2 separate regions of the Homo sapiens genome follow, and region 2 is linked to region 1. Evidence: chromatin contacts called from ENCODE Hi-C or POLR2A ChIA-PET data. All regions are on one chromosome and are shown on one strand. The core of a region is the stretch at or near the end of the contact, and the rest is flanking DNA. Distances in the headings are between cores, read along the strand shown.

What was found. Hi-C counts contacts between places; a loop is a spot of excess contacts on that map. ChIA-PET counts read pairs that join two places held with the same protein, here RNA polymerase II (POLR2A). Pooled maps may share reads with other maps.
Region 2: a loop to region 1 is called in a map of HAP-1, with 3 times the contacts of the local background. The contact joins two enhancer-like sites. A Hi-C loop is called at or near these places in 4 of 168 maps with a recorded cell type or tissue (GM13976, HAP-1, posterior vena cava and 1 more) and 7 of 50 pooled maps. POLR2A ChIA-PET finds 5 or more read pairs at or near these places in 12 of 52 experiments (AG04450, CD4-positive, alpha-beta T cell, CD4-positive, alpha-beta memory T cell and 9 more).

The regions. Positions count from the first base shown.
Region 1 is chr17:17,178,850-17,181,629 of GRCh38, reverse strand. It overlaps MPRIP (myosin phosphatase Rho interacting protein), which reads right to left. Exons shown (of 24, transcript NM_001364716.4): 23 at 1,542-1,627. Among named protein-coding and RNA genes, the nearest start is that of PLD6, 26 kb to the left of the region's middle. Within about 2 kb of position 1,414, at least 10 of the 41 ENCODE cell types and tissues checked have a DNase peak (open chromatin) inside an H3K27ac peak, as active enhancers do; they include CD4-positive, alpha-beta T cell and psoas muscle, where a contact is called at or near this core.
Region 2 is chr17:17,113,669-17,116,448 of GRCh38, reverse strand. All of the region lies in intron 3 of MPRIP (myosin phosphatase Rho interacting protein), which reads right to left. Among named protein-coding and RNA genes, the nearest start is that of MPRIP, 73 kb to the right of the region's middle. Within about 2 kb of position 1,433, at least 7 of the 41 ENCODE cell types and tissues checked have a DNase peak (open chromatin) inside an H3K27ac peak, as active enhancers do; they include CD4-positive, alpha-beta T cell and psoas muscle, where a contact is called at or near this core.

The DNA.
Region 1 (2,780 bases), core at 165-2,664:
CAGTAAGAAAACCGTGAACCAAAAAAGAACAAGTTTCCTTTTGCTAAACAAAACGTTATGTTTAAAGAAAAATGCCCAAGCTAAGTTTTCAATCAAGCCTAAACCATATTTGGGTATAGGGGACTTAGAACTGTAGAAAAATAAAACCAAACTGACTAGGCTTAAAACCTTCAACTCTTTAACCAAGCCTCAGGATGAAGTCCTTCGGACGGCGGGGTGCTGTGGGTGTGCCTGAGAAAGGGCCAGCATGGGGAGGAAGACGTGGTTCTTGCTTTCCTCCATGTTCTCATTCCGGGATGAACGAGATCAAGCTACTGAGCCGGCAACTACTCATTCTCAGGGTGTCTCCCACCATGGGCCCTCCCCCACCTCCTCTCTGGCATAGGGCCTTCAATGGCACCTAGTGAGAAGCTTTTGTTTTATTAAAAAAAAAAATACTGGTAAATATTTCGCCCCTATTGCTTGTAGTTATCACGCTCTTCTGAACCATCTTCACCAAGCTCTAGTCCTGGTTTATCCATTCCTAGAATGACCACCCTGTTAGCCTTGACAGACAGAGGCCACTAAGTGGCTCACTAGGTGGGCGAGGCCTTTGGTGACGGTAGACTTCACTTGCCAGTGTGGACATCTGTAAATTCCACCTCGTGACAGAGGGCAAGACAAGTGTCCCCTGAGGGGGTGGAGTGAGTTCAGCCGTTGTGCACAGATTATCCAACATGCATGCTGATGGGTGCCTGGCTCTCTGCCTGCCCACCAGGCTAGAGGAGCACCTCACTGCCAGGGTCATCTCTGTTAAGAGGTTAGAGTGCCAATTAACTCCCCAGAGCAGGTTAAAGAAACCTCACTTGGATTTGGTATGTGTTTGTTGGAGCAGGATGAATTGAAATAAAGTAACCATGACACAGGCGTTTGCCATGGGGGTGTGAGCAGTGCATGCAGGCGGTGGGAGAGGCGGTTTACCTCCTGCATGGGCCGGGAAGCGGGTGCATTTCAGGTATCCCACGAGACCTGCTCAATTACGGACTGTCAGAGGAGAGAGCAGACATGAGACACACAACCAATCCCAAACACACGCGGTGCCGCTCCCACCTCCGCCCGCCCTCCTGTGCATGGCTGGCTCTGGACAGCACACTAAAGATGTACTGCTTCCTGGCTGGGGAACAAGAGCAGGCAGCATCATCTCTTGGAGGCGGCACCAGTGTCACAACAGTGATGTGCAAGGAACAACACAGGCACAGCTGACAGCAGGCCGACATGAGCAGGGCTGGGTGAAACCTGGCCTCGAGGCAGGAGCTGATCATGCCAAGCACTGCTCTTCACAGCCCTGGCCTGTCAGTGTCATTGCCAGGAGGTGGCTCCAAGACAGACACAGAGCTCAAAGCCACCAGAACCAGCCCAGCAGGGTGAGCTCGGGCTGGCTCAGTGCTGGGCCCTGGGGCTTTGGCAGCTGTGGCCCATGGGAGCACTCATACTTCAATTTGGGCTACTCTCCCCAGTGTCCCTCAAGCCCCTCCCACCAGGGGGCTGGACCCCAGACTCACCTTGGACCTGATGTTTCTGAGTTGCCGGGTGACACAGGATCTGTCTTTCTTCAAGAAGTCAGGGTTGCTTTTAGATTTCATTATATCTGCGGTATATAATGAAAACAAACAGACCTGTTACCTTTGCTTTCTAAAACCCTCTGGAACCAGACTAAATCCTGAAACATTTCCCAAGCTTCCTACTGCAGCATACTTAGGACAATTCCTTAAACAACTCTAAGGGAATTCAAAGCCAATAACCATAAAACATGCTAGATCTCTTCAGACCACCATAAAACACCAGCACAATGGGAGAATGTGTATGTGGGGCCCCGCCAGGGCTTCCTGCACTGTGACTGTAGCCCACAACAGCATTCCCTTCAAAGGGACTTGGTCCCCTCACTCTGGTGTGGGACCTCAATGCTGAGCAGACCCCTACCCCCATTATCCATGATTCTCTACCTTCCTCCTGGTAGCACAGGGCTGTCTAAAGCAAGATGATAAGGCCAAGGCCTTCTCATTGTCCACCCACCCAGATAGCAGTCCTTTAGGCTTCTTAGAAATGTCTACTTAAGTACCTGTAACACAAACAGATACTGAGTCATATCACACATCCTGTGCATGTGTGGGGTTTTTTGTTTTGCTTTTTTTTTTTTTTTTTGAGATGGAGTCTTGCTCTGTCGCCAGGCTGGAGTGCAGTGGCACAAACTCAGCAGCTCACTGCAACCTCTGCCTCCTGGGTTCAAGCGATTCTCCTGCCTCAGCCTCCCGAGTAGCTGGGACTACAGGTGCGTGCCACCATGTCCAGCTAATTTTTGTATTTTTAGTAGAGACGGGGTTTCACAATGTTGGCCAGACTGGTCTCGAACTCCTGACCTCGTGATCCACCCGCCTCAACCTCCCAAAGTGCTGGGATTACAGGCATGTGCCACCATGTCCAGCTAATTTTTGTATTTTTAGTAGAGACGGGGTTTCACAATGTTGGCCAGACTGGTCTCGAATTCCTGACCTCGTGATCCACCCGCCTCAACCTCCCAAAGTGCTGGGATTACAGGCGGGTGCCACCACGCCCGCCCTCTGTTTCTTTTAAGAGACAGATTCTTGCTGTGTTGCCCAGACTAGAATGCAGTGCCTATTCACAGGTGTGATTCCACCACAGGTCAGCACAGGTTTTTTTTTTCTTTTTTTTTTGAGGCAGGGTCTCATTCTGTCACCCAGGCTGGAGTGCAGCAGTGTAATCATGGCTCACTGCCATTTCCA
Region 2 (2,780 bases), core at 184-2,683, 65 kb after region 1:
CAGCTCCCAGCCCAAGCTCTGCTCCCTGCACCAATTGCCCCACCTTGCCTCCTGGACCTACTTGCTGGCCTGGGAGACCCACGGTTACCCGCTGCACAGAGCAGCCTCCTTTATCACTGTCCTGCCGGAGAGGCCTGCCTGGCACATCTCCCCTCCTGGATCATTGTCCTGTGCTCCCTGAAGGGAGCCCCTGTGCAGAGGCCATGGCCCATCCACAGGTCTGCCCAACTGCTCTGCATACTAAGCCACAAGGTGCCTGATAAAACTCCTTGTATTTACTCTATACACCTAGGTCAGCACCTTCCAATATGTGCTTCAGTAAACATTTCTGAATGATGGAACAAGCCAACCCTGCTAGATTTATATTATAGATTTAATTATAATATAAATATTTGATTTACTTATATATGTAATAGATACGTTTTATTTATAAAATAGAAACCATCATTTTAACCAAAATCCCATATTCATTAAGGGTTAACAGGATGACACGTGTGCAAAGACCAGACAGTGGCAGGCTCTGCAGGGCATGAGGTAGAGAAGCTGTCTGGAAAGAGATGCAGGCCCCTGAGGAATGGCCTTTGCATGATCAGCACCTAGGCCACCAAGTCCATGGTGTTGGTCTGAAGCCACCACCCCAGCCTTGGGCCAATGACTCTGCTGCAACCAGCAGATGGTAAAGTTGTGAGATGATGCTGCATGACTCCATTTACATCAAGCGTCCAGGACAGGCCAATCGATAAAGATGGGAAGCAGGAGGGGAGGAGTGGCGGTGGCAGCTAAGGGATGCAGGGTTTGTTTGGGGGTTGATGAAAAATGCTCTGAAATTAGATTGTGTTGGTGGTTGTATAACCACGTGAATATCCTCAAAGACAATGACCTGTACACTTCAAACAAAACAAAACAGAACACTGCACAGATAACAGGGAGAAACCACAGGCTCAGCAGCAAGCAGGCCAGGCCTTCCAACAGGCCTTCATGGCTCCATCACGAGAAAGAGCTCGCCTCCCTGCCAACCCAGGCCTGGAAGGCCCTCTACACCCCACCTCTCCCTAACGTCTGGACGTGGAAACTCAGGCCCAGGCTTCCTAACTCCTAGCCCACCACAGCATGCCGCCTCCATCACAGAAGAAGCAGGAACCATGCAGTCAGGGCCAAAATCCCGAGGCCCTACCTTTCCTTCCCTCTACTGGAATGTGACAGTGGGTGTCACCACAGACGCAGAGCTACCGCTCCCATCCCAAGTAGGCCCTCTTCTAAGATTCAGCTCTGGCCCCAGAGACAGTGCATGCTTTCTGAGGCATTCGTGGATTAGCAGGAGGGGGCCTCCAAGATGTGCAGCATCTGCTAATGCCAGCAGCAACAATGCAGTGTGGGCCTCGCCCCAGCCTTGGTGCTGCAGTGCGTGGGCTGGGCCTTCTGCTACAAGTGACTTTGTGGGATGCTGAGGAAATGACCCGTTCAGGGCTTTCCCAGGGGCATAGTTAGAACCACTAAACTACTTTTTTTTTAACGGAGAAAATAAGAAAACAAGGACCTTTTTCACTTGCTGCCAAGACCAGGAAGTTCCTCCTCACACCTGCTACGCCAGGCTGGCCTGCTGGCTTCGGCCGCTGCCTGGGCAGCGAGATACCAGGGCCCCCGCCAAATGGCCAAGGGCCCTCTGCCAGAGGAGCTTCCCTTGGGAGCCCTCACCCAGTTAAGGCCCACCTTCCTCCTAAAACTGGTGGTGGGTGGGCGGGGGGTAGATGGGAAGAAGGTAGGAGAGGCATGGGAACTGGGGAAGAACAGCTTTTCATCCCCCTCACCCACCACAATGGTCAGCTAGCAGGATCCACCAACCAAGGGTGACACTACACCATATGCAACAATGAACTTGAAATGGAGCAGATACCTCAATGCAAGAACAAAGGCTATAAAATGCACAGAAGACCAAGGAAAAAAGCCCTGTAACACTGGATTTAGCAACCATTTCTTGGATATGACGCCAAAAGCACAAGCAACAAAAGAAAAAAAAAAGATAAACTAGACTTCATCAAAATTAAAAACCTTTGTACATCTAAGGACCAAGAGAGCGAAAAGGCAACCTAGGGAAGGGAAGGGAATACTTGCAAATCATATATCTGACAAAGTATTAGTATCTAGAATAAACAGCTCCTAAAACTCAACAACAAAAAACAATTAAAAATAGACAAAGGATGTGAATATACAAAGAAGATATACAAATGGCCAAGACACACATAAAAAGGTGCCTGACGTCATTAGTCATTAGAAAATGAAAGTCACCTAGCACTTCAGAAGGCCAAAGCAGGAGGATTGCTTGGGGCCAGAAGTTTGAGACCAACCTGGGCAAGATAGTGAGACCTCATCTCTAAAAATAAAAATTAAAAAATAAATAGCCAGATGTGGTGGTGTACTCTTATAGTCCCAGTTACTTGGGAGCAGGGAGGATCCCTTGAGCCCAGGAGTTCGAGGTTGCAGTGAGCTGTGATGGCACCACTGCACTCCAGTCTGGGCAACAGAGTGAGACCCTGTCTCTTAAGTAAAAAAAAAAAAAAAAAAAGAAAAGAAAAGAAAAGAAAATGCAAATCACATCAGCCACAATGAGATGCTAGTTCACATTCACTAGGGTAGAGGTAAGTTAAAAAACAGAAAACTGTCAGTGTTGGTGAGGTCATGGAGTAACTGGAACCGTGGTGCAGCCACTCTGGAAAGCAGTATGGAGCTTCTTCAAAAAATTAAACTGGACTTTATAGATTTGCTGTTTCATCCAGCAATTC